2 separate regions of the Homo sapiens genome follow, and region 2 is linked to region 1. Evidence: read pairs that join two places in POLR2A ChIA-PET (ENCODE). Cell type or tissue: PC-3. All regions are shown on one strand.

What was found. Peaks named below come from ENCODE experiments on the same cell type or tissue, not always from the same donor. Only the 100,000 strongest peaks of a DNase experiment are listed, where the experiment ranks them.
Region 2: POLR2A ChIA-PET joins it to region 1 with 5 read pairs; 2 of 35 experiments call an interaction of 5 or more read pairs at or near these places.

What each region holds. Positions count from the first base shown.
Region 1 is chr11:124,222,039-124,224,538 of GRCh38, reverse strand. All of the region lies in intron 1 of LOC102724410 (a long non-coding RNA gene), which reads left to right. Among named protein-coding and RNA genes, the nearest start is that of OR8G1, 18 kb to the left of the region's middle. In PC-3, no CTCF peak of the experiment used is centred here; no DNase peak of the experiment used is centred here; H3K27me3 peaks cover 1,682 bases.
Region 2 is chr11:124,284,872-124,287,371 of GRCh38, reverse strand. No RefSeq gene overlaps it. Among named protein-coding and RNA genes, the nearest start is that of OR8D1, 28 kb to the left of the region's middle. In PC-3, no CTCF peak of the experiment used is centred here; DNase peaks (open chromatin) are centred at 1,141 and 1,581; H3K27ac peaks cover 797 bases.

The DNA of each region.
Region 1 (2,500 bases):
AATATCAAATAGTTGTTTTTTATATAAAATATTTCAGCCATAATTATTATCATTTAAGAATTTTAATTGCTACTCTCTGGGTTGAACATTCCAAAGATTTCAAGTCAACTTTTCTGAGCTGTTTTTCGCACACTTAAAAACTTACAAGGGCTAATGAAAATGATGGAAGCTGGCTGAGCTGCCACTGGGAGAGAGCAGACCTGCATTCAGTACGGTGTCCTTTATTAACGAGCAGAGAAGTTCTGCCAAGGGTAACAGAGGTGCATTATGGCTACATCTTTGGAGGATTTTAATGATAATCAGGCAATTTAGGTTTCTATTAAAAATTATCAGATTTTCAGTATTATTATTAAAATGAAATGGCACCAACAAGATTCATGATACAGATCTACCAGTGGAATTGTCCCACTGCAGCAGTGTTATGGCTCTTGGACCAAATATTACACCTCTGCCTTTGTTGGAGGAAAACAGTGGGAGTAGCGGCTAAATAAAAAATCCTTAATATCAAAGTGCCTGTGTTCATATTCTGATCCTCTCATTTACCAGTTGATAAGTGTGGACAATTAAATTAACATCATCATCTAATTAGCAGATATTTAGCACTCTGAAAATGACAACAATAATTGTTTTCGTTGTTGTTCCACCATCCATCAATTGGAAAATGAGGGATATTTATATACTTCAAAATACAAAAATAGTAAACATGATGTTCACACATTTTCATTAATCTCTTTCCTCTTTCTTTAATTAGGAGTGTGCCAAAGATGGAGTTATAAAATTAGGAAATATATAAATGTAGCCTCTGTTATGCACTAAACAAAAGATTTTGTCATTTGATACATTAATGTAAAATTCCAAATAAGTCATACTTGAATTTTAAATAAAGTAGAAACAGAAAATCTAAAATCTTCTATCTCACACCCATGCAAACAAGAATATTGAAATAAATCTTAAATTTAAGCATAAACAATAAACTATTAAACTTTAGGAAAAAACACTAGAGGAAAATTTCAATATAGTGGAGTAATCCAATTAGATTCCTTAGGACATATATGCACACATGAATTAGCCATATAACATTGATAAATCCTTTTTTATCCTAATTAAAAGCACATCTCCAAAGGTACCATTAAAAAAGCACAAGATTATGTCCATTGCAGGGACATGAATGTATTATCCTTAGCAAACCGACACAGGAACAGAAAACCAAATACCATATGTTCTCACTTCTAAGTGGGAGCTAAATGATTTGAACACATGACCACTTGGACACATAGAGGGGGACAACACACACTGGGGCCTATCAGAGCCAGTGGAAGGTGGGAGGAGGGAAAAGATCAGGAAAAGTAACTCACGGGTACTGGGTTTAATACCTGGGTGATAAAATAATCTGTACAACAAACTCCCCTGACACAGTTTACCTATGTAACAAACCTGCACATATACCTCTAAACTTAAAATAAAAGTTAAAAAAAGAAAATTAAGAGTAAGCCACAAAAAATACGTATATCTGACTATGGCCTTTTATGTAAATATATACAAATAATATCAACATGTCAATGATACAAAGACAATAGACCAAATTAAAATATAAGAAAAGTATTTGTATAGATGATATATGACAGAAGATATGTAAATAGTTGATAAGCACGTAAAAAGATACCAAATTCATTATTCATCAGGAAAATTACATACCACTACACAGCCACATGGAAATGGCTAAAAATTATAAAAGAAAGAAAAAACAAAATAAACAAAAACTTACAGTTCCAAAGTTTGCCAAGGATATGGGATAACTCAAGCTCTCACACATAGCTGGTGAGGAGAGGTGTAAAACCGTACAACTACTTCGGAAAACTGCTTGGCAATATCTTAGAAAGTTAATCATATACTTAGATTATAACCCAACAATTCTGCTATTCAGGGTTTACTCAAGAGAAATGTAAACATGTATCTACACAATGACATGTACAAACATGTACCTGGAAGCCTTGTTACTAACAACTCCAAACTGGAAACAACCCAAATATTCATTCATTTATTCAATAACCATTGAATAAATGAATGAATTGTGGGATTTGCATAGAATAGAACACTACTCATCAATAACAAGGAATAAATCACAGATATATGCAACAATATGGATTAATCTTCAAAACATCATGTTAAGCAAAAAGCCAGACAAAAAAGAGCACATATTGTACAATTCCGTTCATACGAACTTGTAGAACAGCAGAACTAATTTTATGGTGATAGAAATGAGGTCAGTAGCTACTGTAGAATGACTAGAAAGGAGCACGGGAAATCTTCAGGGATGATAAAAATGTTTCAATAAGGAAGTGTTGATTTCACCAGTTTATAGTGTATGCATCTGTCAAAACTCATTTAGGAGTTTTACACTTAAAATGGGTACTTTTATCCTTAATGTAATCTAGATAAAATTACATTTTGATATACTCTTATAAAGTATTAAATATAATAAATTAATAAAATTATTTTC
Region 2 (2,500 bases), 63 kb before region 1:
TCCATGTTTGTGGAGAAGAAACAGTATTGTCAAAATGTCAGTTCTTCCCAATTTGATCTATAAATTCAATGCAACCCCAGTAAAAATTCCAACATGTTAGTTTGTGAATATTTAAAAATTGATTTTTTTTCTTCATTGAGAAGGGATCTCACTCTGTTGCCCAAGCTGGAGGAGAGTGGCACAATCTTGGCTCACTGCAGCCTTGAACTTCTGGGCTCAAGTGATCCTCCCCACTTGGCCTCCCTAATAGCTGGGAATACAGATGTGCACCACCATGCCTGACTACAAACTGATTATTAAAGTTTATGTTGAGAGGTGAAAGATCCAGAATAGCCAACACGATGTTAAGGAAAATAATGAAGTTGAAGGACTGACACTACCTAACTTCAAGGCTTACTTTAAAGCTACAGTCATCAAGACAGTTTGTAATTCATAAAAATAACAGACATATAGATTAACACAACAGAATATATTGTCCAGAAATAGACCCACATAAATATAGCCAACTGATATTTGACAGAAGAACAAAGACAACATAAAATGGCAAAAAGAAAGCCTTTTAAACAAATTGTGCTATAGCTGGTTATTCGCATATAAAAAAACAAAATCTAGACAAAATTCAAACTCTTCACAAAAATTAACCCCAAATGGATTCCAGACCTAAATATATTAAATGCAAAACTATAAAATACCTATAAAAACACAGGAGAAAATCTAGATAACCTTGGATTTAGTGATGGCTTTCTAGAAAAAACATGAAATTCATGATTCATTAAAAAAAGACTTGCTAATCTGCACTTCCTTAAAACTAAAAATTTCAGGTCTGCAAAAGACATTGTCAAGAGAATAAAAATACAAGCCACAGATTGAAAGCAAATATTGGTAAAAGACACATATAATAAATGACTGTTATTATTCAAAATATACAAAGAAGTCTTAAAACTCAATAATATATTTTAAAAAACCCTGATTTTAAAATGGCCCAAATACCTTAGCAGATACCCCACCAAAGAAAATATACAGACAACAAATAGGCATTTGAAAAATGCTCCACATCATACGTCATCAGAGAGATGCAAATAAAAACAACAATGAAATACACTATACATCTACTAGAATGGCAAAAATCCAGAACACTGACAACACCAAATGCTGGGGAGGATATGAGGCAACATGAATGCTCATTCATTGCTTATGGGAATGCAAAATAGTACAGCCAGTTTGGAAGACAGTTTGGCAGCTGCTGACAAAACTAAACATATTCATCATATGATCCAGGAAAAACACTCCTTGGTGTTTACCTAAAGGAGTTGAAAACTTATGTCCACACCAAAACCTGCTAATGTATGTTTATAGAGGCTTTTCCATAATTGCCAAAACTTGGAAGCAATCAAGATGTTCTTCAGCAGATGACTGGATAAATAAATTGTGAGTGTGTGTGTCTTTATGGTAGAACAATTTATATTCTTTTGGGCATATATCCAGTGCTGGGTCAAATGGTAATAACTAAATTGCATTCCCACCAACAGGGTATAAACATTTCCTTTTCTCCACAGTCTTGCCGGCATCTTTTGTTGTCTGACTCTATTGATAGTCATGCTGACTGGTATGAGATAGTATCTCATTGTGGTTTTGATTTGCATTTCTTTCATGATTAGTGATGCTGAACATTTTTTCATGTTCGTTGGTGGCTTAAATGTTTTCTTCTGAGAGGAGTTTGTTCATGTCTTTTGCCTATTTTTAATGGGGTTATTTATTTTTTGCTTGTCAATTTATTTAAATTACCTATAGATTCTGGATATTCAGACTTTGGTGGATGATTAATTTGCAAATTATCTTCTCCCATCCTTTTTCTTTGCGTCCGTGAGTGTCCCACTCATAGTGTCCCACTTGTCTATTTTTGTTTTTGTTGCAATTGCTTTTGGGGACTTAGCCAAACACTCTTTGCCATGGCTGATGTTGAGAAGAGTGTTTTCTAGGTTGTCTTTCAAGATTTTTATACTTTGAGGTTCTACCTTTAAATCTTTTGTCCATTTTGAGTTAATTTTTGTATAATGTATATTGTATATATTGTATATTTTTGAGACACAGCGAGACTCCATCTCAAAAAAAATAAAAAAAAAATCGATTGATTTTGTATTCCATAACTTTACTGAAGTTGTTTATCAGTTCTAGGAGCCTTTTGGGAGATTCTTTAGGATTTTCTAGGTATAGAATCACATCATCAGCAAAGAGATATTTTGACTTCTTCATTTCCTATTTTATGCCTTTTATTTCTTTCTCTTGCCTGATTGCTTTGGCTCAGACTTTCAGTACTATGTTGAATAGGAGTGGTGACAGTAGGCATCTTTGTCCTATTCTAGTGCTCATGGGGAATGGGTTCAGCTTTTGTCCATTCAGTATTATGTTGGCTGTGGGTTTGTCATAGAAGGCTCTTATTATTTAGGTATGTTCTTTCAATGCTGAATATGTTGAGGGTTTTTATTATGAAGAGATGTTG